2 separate regions of the Homo sapiens genome follow, and region 2 is linked to region 1. Evidence: chromatin loops called from intact Hi-C (ENCODE). Cell type or tissue: mammary epithelial cell. All regions are shown on one strand. Each heading gives the region's core, and the rest is flanking DNA. Links, peaks and the distances in the headings are about the cores only. Region 1 has its middle 240 kb from the start of LINC01243. Region 2 has its middle 110 kb from the start of LINC01243.

Region 1 (5,390 bases), core at 263-5,262:
TTGCAGGCCGAGTAGATGCAAGATCTGCATCTTGGTGTACTATAGATTACAGATTCACAGCTGTTTCACTAACATGTAGTAAGGATTTCCAGTTTCAGTTTGCAAGGGTATAGGGTAGCGTTGGGAGTTGGGGAGTGTGGAAAATCCTTACTACCCTTTGTTCTACCCCCTTAGTTTACTTTATTCAAATTTCAAGATCTCTTATTGTCAATCTTTATTTCCCTTTGTTTATCAAATTCTGAATCAGTTTAAATGCCTTTGCTTGCAAGTAATGGTTCATGTAAATAAAGAATTCGTGTGAGGCCAGGCTTGGTGGCTCATGCCTGTAATCCCAGCACTTTGAGAGGTGGAGGCAGGCAGATCACCTGAGGTCAGGAGTTCGAGACCAGCCTGGCCAACATGGTGAAACCTCGTCTCTACTAAAAATACAAAAATTAGCCAGGCATGGTGGCAGGCGCCTGTAATCCCAGCTACTCGGGAGACTGAGGCAGGAGAATCAGTTGAACCCGGGAGGCGGAGGTTGCAGTGAGCCAAGATCGTGTCATTGCACTCCAGCCTGGGGGACAAGAGCAGGACTTCATCTCAAAAAAAAAAAAAAAAAAAGAATTTGCGTGTAGATCTTAGAACTCCTACACAAAGTTCTGATGTTCAGTCTGATTGAACTGGCTACAGTCACATTTCACTGTGACCAAGAAAATAGAATTTGCTGATGGATTTAACCAAATGCATATGAACTAGAGTTTGGACCTTGAATATAGTCAATTTTCAAATGAAGTCCCAATGAAAATGAGCAAATTCATATGAACTAGAATGTGCACCAATTTTCAAATGAAGTACCAATGAAAGTGAGCAGTTTAGAAGAGAAAAGGCAGCTTAAGAGCTTACAATTCAATTAATTAATGCACATTACTATCTCCATAAATTTTCCTGAATCTCGTGCAAGTTTTAAATTATTTATATCTTCCACAGAAAAAATACAGATAATTTTTTATATTTGTCTTATTAAAATTTAAGTCCTACAGAAATTAAAGGACAATAAAGAGCCCTAGTAAGAATAGTTGTGAATATTGCGTAGCTACCATACCAAAATTATTTTTTAAAAAAAGCCAGCTAACTTAGAGGCCATGAAAATTAAACTGGCATTTAATTTGCTTTCTTCTTTTTTGTACAAACTCTTTGAACTGTAATTAAATTTATTTCTAACACAAATACAGCAACAAACACAGTTTTTGACTAAATGAGCTTAGAAAGTGCCTAATAACCCATTAGAGAACTATTTGTGAAATTATAGTTATCCTTATGGAGGTCCGTACCTTGTCAAGACAACTGTAAATCCCAACAACACATTCTGAAAAAAAGACTATTTCTCAAGAAGGAGGTCTGGTTTCAAAGCTCTCAATCAGTATTTAGTAATGGAAAAAGGAGTATGAGTTAAAACATAATTGAATTATGCTGCTGTAGATATAAATAACTGGCAAGCAGAGTAGTTATGAAGATTAAATGAAGAAACATAAATGAATTTAGCAAACAATACATAAACAGGTCCTCAAACTCTAAGAGTGATTCAGTTGTTTAGTTATGTTAAGGACTATTTTTAAAATTTTGGTTAGAATTAGAAATAAAAATAGCTAGAAGAGAAGATTTTGAATGTTCTCAACACTAAGAAAAATGTTTGTGGTGACAGATATGCTTATTACTTGGATTTGGACATTACGTGTGGCATACATGAACTATCACACTGTACCCTATAAACATATGCAGGTATTATGTGTCAATTAAAATAATAATTATAATAAAAAGAACTGAAAATTAAATGAGTGCAGGGATTTGAATTACTTCACTGCCTTTCTCACTACTCCGTTTTCTATGCTTCTTATAAAGCTGCTTTTTTTGTCTCTGAATCTTCACCCTCCATTGCTACTATGGTTGAGAGAATAAGTAACTTTCCAATAGAGTCACATTGAAAAATCCCTTATTGTTGAAAATTTCAAACCATCATGCACATTACTTCCTTTATAATAGCATTACATACTCTTGCTCATCGTAGAGGCCCAGGCTTTAATTAACTCATTCATGACTCAACTACTACATTTTGTCTCTCCCCAGCACAAGTACTCCAAGTAACTTTATATTTCTAGTTCATACCCTAGGGGGAGCCAAAAGGTAGTTACTGATATCTTAGTTTAAAATGATCCTTGTGTCATTCTTGTGTGCCCCAAAAAATCACTGAAAAAATGTATTTGCTTTGTCAAATAAGTTATATTGTTTCTGCTTCTAAGCTCAGAAAACTACACTTCAATAGGCTCATTCTAAAATCATAATTACAAGTAAGTCTCTAGATATAATGATTGAATCTTCAAAGTCACTATTCTCCGTCTTCACATTTATATGAAGTATCTTATACCTCGTGTTTGCTTATTTATTCATTCACATTTTTATTAAATATCTATTATTTACCAGAGGACATGTTAAGTTTTGGGGGATATAGTGGTGTCTAGAACACACTTAATAATTAGCATTAGTGAATTTACGTATGTTGATAGTATCAACTATTTCAAACAGGCTTCGTGTCATGTGCATTTGATTTAATAGCCTTGATATTTTTAGCTTAACATTCCATTAGTTCTTCATGGAGTCTTAATGGAAGTTCTAAAATACTTATTTTTACTTGTGTAAATGTGTTTAATGTAGCATAAGAAGGTTGAGTCTTGACACACTTTAATGTATTCAACTTGATTTCCTTCTGACTCTATATTGATCATCCCTTTAGAATTTCCTTCCCATTCATTCAGACATCACCCCAGTTCCTCCACCAAAGCAACATCCACATATTACAGACATATCGAATGAGTTAAATTTACAAACCTGAAAAGCAAATTACCTCCATGTTTTAAAAATACTCAAATATATGAAGGGGCTTCACATAGGAAAGGAACATTCTGGATTTTCCTTAAAGAAGATATTCAAGGCAGCCATGATAGCCACCAGAAGGGACTATGTAAATGCACATAAGCATTTGCTTAGGGTAAAAGAGTTGTCTTGTGTTTGAAATGAAATTGATTGTATCTGAATGATGACCTCACTAAGCAGGTATTTAAGCCATGAAATCTAGGAGGTGTTTGCAATGCTTTATTTAAAAAGATAATTCTGTTCTTTGCATTATGAGAATCACTGAGTCAAGACTATGGAGGCGTACCAGTGAAGTTTTAATATCTTCATGGACACCTTGCCTGAATAAAATACGATTTCTAAAGAAGAAACACACAAGATCAAACAAATGGATATTTTCAGATCTAGTTATTTTTTGTTTAAAAATATAGAAGATAGGCTTTTGGTTGGGGACCATGGATTGCCTAGAAGACAGTACTAAAGAGGGAACAGCAAGGCAAGGGATCATGAAAGAAGCTCCATGATAATAAAATGGTGTATATACCTTGTTTTGCCTTTTCAATAACCACTACCTGCCTTAACTTCTCTAAGAACTTCTTTTATCTTTTCTTTTATTAAAAATAGTGTACTTCCACCCTCTAATCCACTTACACAGTGGATTAGACATAGCAGGAACCTATTCCTAACTCAAACCAATTATCTTTCAGTTTGTTTGTGTTTTTGTAATTGGTGTAATTCAGAAACTGTCAAATTTCTTTGGCTATGTGGTCTTGGAAAAACAAAGAATGTAATGAAGAGAGAAGAATGAAGTAGGCATGTAGAAAAGGCATCAAGAGACAGAAAGCAAATTCTTATTAGACTCAGAGTTACATCTCATGCCCAGCTGTCTGCATTCCTTCCCTTAATTTCTTTTTTTTTAAAACGTTTATTTTATAGGTTCAGGGGTACATGCACAAGTTTGTTATATAGATAAATTGCATGTCTTGGGAGGCTGGTGTACAGATTATTTCACCACTCAGGTAATAAACATAATACCTGATAGGTAGTTTTTTGATCCTCACCCTTCTCTCACCCTCCACCCTCAAGTAGGACCGAGTGTCTCTGGTTCTCTTCCTAATTTCTGTAAGATATTTTGATATTCTTATAACAAATTTCTGAGTTTTCTTATTTTATTTTAGGAGTGATATTGTTTTATTCATCTTAAAATTTTAAACTTTAAATTCACATTACGAAGTGATCTCTTTCAAAGTTGGTTGATAGCATTTTTAACAGCCTTTAATGTCTGTCCTATATGTATTCAGCTAATCAGAAAATTGTCATGTGATAGTACTTGTGGACCATAATTTATTTAAAGTTGATCAAATTTAAAGTCGATAATACAGTCCACTTGAAGACAATTTATTTTTTGTACTTTGGTATGCAAATATATATGTACATATTATATATATAATATTTCCAAATTAAATGTTAAGATATTAATCCTCTGACATCTTAAATAAAATAAATATCAAACATAATGTGTAAATTTCATTTGTGGTGGAAAGGTCATTAAAAAATGTAAGAAAAAAATAGCCAGCCATGGTGGCCCACACCTGTAATTCCAGCAGTCTGGGAGGCCAAAGTGGGTGGATTGCTTAAGCCCAGAAGTTCAAGATTAGCCTGCATAATATACTGAGACCCTGTCTCTACACACACACACACACACACACAAAAGTAGCCAGGCTTGGTGGTGTATGACTGTAGTGCTAGCTACTTGGGAGCCTGAGGCAAGAAGATCACTTGAGCCTGTGAGGTTGAGGCTGCAGTGAGCCACTGATCATGCCACTGCACTCTAGCCTGGGAGAGACTGAGGTATGATTGTGCTACTCCACTCCAACCTGGGTGACAGAGCAAGGTTAGAAAAAAAAAATTGAAAAAGAAAAAAAGGAAAGAAAAAAATAGTCCTGTTTTAACCGTGTAGATATGCTCTTTGCTTAACCATTTCATTCAGTTATCCCTACTGTTAACCAAGTCCCATAGTAAACAATTATTTAATGATTAAATCCTCTGATGATTTCAAAATAAAACTCGGGCCATTCTCAACTGTAAGGACTGTGGCAAAAATAATTCTCACAAAACTTCCTCTTTAGTCACATAGTGTTCTAAAGCATTTAAAAAAAAGGTAAGGGATGTTTTATTTCCATCTGGGTCAGGTGTGAAGGTCAGTGCTATAGAAAATGGTAGGAGGCACATTCAGCAATATTTTTCCTTTTCTTTTTTAACGTTCAAAAGCAAGTATAGAATCCACCTACACAAGAGACTTTGTTCAGAGTTATTTGATTTGGATTCCTACTGTGCAATGACACATTGCCTAACTATGTGCTGGGGCAGAGAAATTGAGTATGAAGTTGTGGTGAGCTGTGGTCAGGCCTGGCCACAGAAAACCCATGGGTGGACATAAAGAAAAAAACTTCTCATCACTGACGCATGAATGTAGATAAGAAGAGAGTGATACTGCATAG
Region 2 (5,390 bases), core at 240-5,239, 130 kb before region 1:
ATGCCATGCTTTCATAGTTCTGACACTCATTCCACCTCCTCCCTTACTGTCATTAGGCTTTCTTCCCTAAGGGCTAAAAAGAAATCAGCACTTTCAAAGGACTCCACACTGATCATGTTGATAATGTGGATTGCTAGTTTGTCTTCTCAGGTACTTAACAAAGACGAGATTAATCATTCCTTTGCTCCTCTCTAAGACACCTGTTTCTTCCCTTTTTCTTCAAATGTTCACTTTATCTTATTTAAAGTGTAGATTTACTGGGCACTGATTAACATCTCACAGGTGTGTAATAATTCCTCTCACTGCTGTTCCCCCACTCCCCACCTTTTTAAGGAAAATGTGCAATACCTAAACATCCTGAGAACCTCTTTGGGAAAACAAACAAACAAAACAAAACAAAACAAAAACCAACCCACAGATCCACCTGTGATTCTTGTTTTTTAAGGGTGTGCCCTCAAGCTGGCTCAATAAACCTTGAAATTTGAGACTTACATCTCAATCACTCAAATTCCTGGCTCTGAAAACTGAAGTTAGGCTAATGACTTTTTATCATCTATTTTATAATCAGGCTAGTTGTTTATTACCACTAGTATTGTATTTTTGTCCTCAATATATAGATATTTGGCCTCAACTTATTTGAGATATTAGTAATATAATATCTTTTCATAGTCTTACACTTATCTCTATGGCTATTTTTGCATTTTTCTTTTGTTCTAATACATTTTTAAATTATTTTTTGCACAAACAACAATACATAACAGAGTACATGAGCAGTTAGAAAAATATATACAAAATGAGTAAAATAAATAAAAGGCAGAACTCAATTTGTCCACAAATACTATTAATGTTATGTTTCCTCTCTCTAATATCCTTCATTGGAACTGAAGTATATGTGGCATTTCTAATTCATAGCTCCCTTTGCCTTAATAACCATTAGTCAAAGTAGTAATCTTAGTAATCTCACAGTGAGTGATTGAGTTGAGTTCTCTCAAAGAAGAATTAAACTGAAAGATTTTCAGTTTTTGTGTTTGTACAAAAACTTATTATTTTAAATTTTAAATTAACATCCTATTTATTATTTATAAGGCTTTTGAAACATCTTAACATACTGAAAGATAAGGTTCTTCCAATTGATTTAATTTCTACTTGAAAGGAGTTCTTTGAAATCTTATCTGCATTGGTGTCAATAGAGATAACTTTTAAGTTCCCATGACAAAATCCCGTGACTTCAAGGAATGTCATTGGAAAGCATTTTAAACTAGAAACAATATTTTCTGTTGTTTTATTCTTTTTAATGCTACCGTATCAGAATACAACATATTGGCTAATTTATAATGGAAATAAATCCATTTGACTCATGGTTCTGGAACTAGAAAGTCCAAGGTTGAGGGGTTACATCTAGTGAGTACCTTCTTGCTGCATCATCCCATGGCAGAAGGTAAAAGGCAAGAGAATGTGAGCAGTCAAAACAAAGAGGGGGCTAGACTTGCCTTCATAACAAATCCACTCTCATGATAACAAACCCTCTTCCACGGTAATAAACCCACTCTCAAGATGTCAACATTAATTTTTTTATAAGTGAAGAGCCCTCATGACCTAATCACCTCTTAAAGATCCCACTTTTCAAAACTGTTGCATTGGGAATAAAGTTGCCAACACTTAACTTTCGGGAGACACCTTATAGCATTCCATCCCCAAATAGATGTATTAATGTATATTTTTTCGTGAAAAAATTATTATTCCATCCCAACAGCCCCCAAATCTTAACTTGTCCCAGCACCAACTCAAAAGTCTAAATTTCAAATTCTCATCTAAATCATGTTTACGTGAGACACAAGGCATAATTCATCTGCGGCAAATTTCTCTTCAGCTGTATGCCTGCGAAAGTAAACAAATTACTTCTAAAATACAATGATGGAACAGGCATAGGAAAGACAATCACATCACAAAAGAGAGAAATAGGAAAGAAGAAAAGGGTGGCTGTTCCCAAGGAAGTCCAAAATCCAAGAGGAAAAACAATAGTAAGTGTTTAAAGCTGGAGAATAATTTCCTTTGGCTCCATATTCCAGGTTCCATGAACACTGGGGTGGGGGTTGGACCACTAAGGCTTCAGGCAGCCCTGCCCTTATGGTTTCATTGGGCTCAGTCTATCCAGTAGCTCTGGACGGCTGGAGTCTTATGTTTGCAGCTCTTCCAGGCTAGAGTTGTATGCTGGAGATCCTACAGTTTGGGGGTGCCAGGGGATCCCCCACTCCCATGGCCCTGCTAGGTATTAGCTGTGAGGACTCTGCAGTGGTAATTGTCATAAATAAAGTTTTGGTGCCACAAAAGAAATAGCACTCGAATATAAAATTTTCTTTTTAGTCCTCAGCAAGGCAAGTTACTTCTATAGAAGGGTGCCCCCTTACAGATGGAGCAATGGTGAGCACACACTTGGACAAGGGAGAAGGGGTTCTTATCCTTGATACATGTGGCCCTTGCTGCTGTGTCGTTCCCCTATTGGCTAGGGTTAGACCGCACAGGTTAAACTGATTCCCACTGGCTAATTTAAAGAGAGTGACAGGGTGAGTGGTTATGATAGAGCAGGTAATTGGAATGAGTCAGGGTGGAGCAGGTGATTGGAATGAGTCAGGGTGGAGCAGATGATTGGAATGAGTCAGGGTGGAGCAGGTGATTGGAATGAGTCAGGGTGGAGCTGGTGATTGAAATGAGTCAGGGTGGAGCAGGTAATCAAAAAAGGTTGCTTTATGAGGAAGTTAAATTTAAAAGTAGAAGGCAAAGAATTGAACATACTGATTCTTTGAAAAGAAATTTAGGACTCATATCTAACATCTTGCTCTTGTGATCCTGTGGGGCATTACTTTAGTGAGGCATCTCTATGATGGCTTCAACCCTGAGACAAGTCTCACCTGGGCCCCAAGGCTTCAAAAACATTCTTTGAAATCTAGGTGGAGACGACCATTAGCCCACAGCTCTTGCATTCTGTGTACTTGCAGAATTAGCACCATTATGACACTGCTAAGGTTTACAGATTGTACCTGCTAGACCAGTAGTCCAAGCCACACCTTCTGGAGTAGTGGTTTGAGACCTCTAGACCATAGCTTGAGTGACCAAGGAGTACTGCACCAGAATTCTAGGAGCAGAGTCCTAAGGCAGTGCAGGGCAGCAAATTCTAAGTTCCTGTGGACACCTCTCTGGAAACCTTGCCCTCAATGTTCTAGATTTACTGAAATGACTTCACGGTTATTCTTTCTTTGTTTTAATGAATAGGACCAAGCTATCTTTTATCCATTTTAATCTCCTTAGCAGTTCATTGGCCACACCCTTACTATTCTTTCCTGATCATGACTTTTTATTCTTTTTTTTTTTTTTTTTTCTTTGAGACAGAGTCTCACTCTGTCGCCCAGGCTGGAGTGCAGTGGTGCAATCTCGGCTCACTGCAAGCTCCGCCTCCCGGGTTCACGCCATTCTCCTGCCTCAGCCTCCCGAGTAGCTGGGACTACAGGCGCCCGCCACTATGCCGGGCTAATTTTTGTATTTTTAGTAGAGACGGGGTTTCACCGTGTTAGCTAGGATGGTCTCGATTTCCTGAGGCTTTTTATTCTTTACATGACCAGGCTGAGAGTTTTTCAAGGGTTTTGATTCTATTTCCCTTTTAATTACAAATTCTGTCTGCAAATCATCTATCTGTTTTCTCATTTTACTGTAAGCTGTCAAAAGAAGTTATGTGGAACCTCGAATACTTTGGTTCTTAGATATTTCTTCTGCCAGGTATCCTAATTCATCATTCTTACCTTCTGGCTTTCACAAAGCCCTAAGACATGGACACAATTCTGCCAAGTTCGCTGCAACTATGTAACTAGCATGGTCTTTATTTCACTTTACAAAATCTTTATCTTTATTTCCATCTAAGACATCATCGGAATGACATTTATTGTTTATATTTCTACCAACATTCTGATCACAACTACTCAAATAATCCCTAAGCAATTTCTGACTTTCTTTACATTCCGTTTCTTCTTCTGTGCCCTCACCAGTCATCCTTAATGCCCCATGCATTACAATCTAAGCTTTTTCTAGCCTGCTCCTCTAAATTCTTCCAGCCCCTACTCAGTACCCAGTTCTAAAGCTGCTTCCACATTTTCAGGTATTTGTTATAGCAATGACCAAATTTCTTGGTACCATTTTTCTGTTTTGGTCCATTTTATGCTTTGATAACAGAATACTGCAAGCTGGATAATTTCTAAGGAAAATAAAATTATTTGGCTTATAATTTTGGAGACTGGGAAGTCCAAAATTGAGAAACTGTGTCTTGTGAAGGCCTTCTTGCTGCATTATCCCATAATGGAAGGTGGAAGGATAAGAGAACACACGTGAGAAAAAGCAAGAGGAGGCCAACCTTGCCTTTATAAAAAGCTACTCACTCTCAGAATAAGAAACCCATTCCCATGACAATGACATTAATTTATTCAAAGGGCAACCCCCCCATTACCCAGGCACCTCTTTATAGATCCCGCCTCTCAACACTACTGCGTTGGAAATTAGGTTTCCAACACATGCTGTTTGGGGAATACCTTCAAACCCTAGCCTCTGTATTAATATGTTGAGTTGTTATACTGGGCAAATACCAATTCCAAGCAAAATAAAATTTTAAAATTTTCTCTGGTGTTTTATTCTTCTATATCCATCTCCAAATACATAATGTTACTACTCTGAAGTAAATAACAACAAAAAATCTTAGTGTGCTTTGGGGGAAGGAAATGAGAATGGTAGCACATATAGATAGAAATGTGACCAAAAAATGAAAAATAAAACATGATTGGAGCTTGTCTGTATTTACTTTGTAAAACTCATTTTTTGAATTATATTCAATGCAATATATTAAACAACTTAATAGCAAAACAGGAAAAATCATTCGTAGAATATGTTTTGATTTTTAGGATGCATAGATATTTCTTGAGGAGAGAAGTGACACATTGATGTTACATACAAAAGGAACATAGAGATGAAAATCACGATGGGTATCAATGGTCTGAAACAGGTTACAGAAAAACCTGTGAGAGAAACCCTTTTTATCTCCATTGTCCCATGTGATTTTTATTTCGTTCACCAAAAGACATATGAACAGTTTCTATTTCTTTGTATTGTTCAATAGTGTGAAATGACAAGGCAACAATTTATTCACACAGCTTTTAAGACTCAAATTCACTATCTTGATCCCAAACACAAAGATAGTCTAATCAAAACATAACTCAGGATTTAGCCTGCTGATAAAGCCAGTTAGATCCATGTTCTCTTTCTTACTTTCTAGTCAAGGGTTTTTTATCCAAATATTTGCTAAATAGAATGGTATTCACAAATGTTAGTGTACCTCTAATCAGCCATGTGGT

Evidence for each region. Peaks named below come from ENCODE experiments on the same cell type or tissue, not always from the same donor. Only the 100,000 strongest peaks of a DNase experiment are listed, where the experiment ranks them.
Region 2: a loop joins it to region 1, with 3 times the contacts of the local background. A loop is called at or near these places in 2 of 110 quality-filtered maps.

The regions. Positions count from the first base shown.
Region 1 is chr9:31,137,277-31,142,666 of GRCh38, reverse strand. No RefSeq gene overlaps it. Among named protein-coding and RNA genes, the nearest start is that of LINC01243, 240 kb to the left of the region's middle. In mammary epithelial cell, for the core only: a CTCF peak has its summit at 2,156; DNase peaks (open chromatin) are centred at 2,096 and 4,666; H3K27ac peaks cover 873 bases.
Region 2 is chr9:31,270,318-31,275,707 of GRCh38, reverse strand. No RefSeq gene overlaps it. Among named protein-coding and RNA genes, the nearest start is that of LINC01243, 110 kb to the left of the region's middle. RefSeq lists enhancers at 1-895, 1,895-3,094. In mammary epithelial cell, for the core only: no CTCF peak of the experiment used is centred there; a DNase peak (open chromatin) is centred at 2,617; H3K27ac peaks cover 1,171 bases.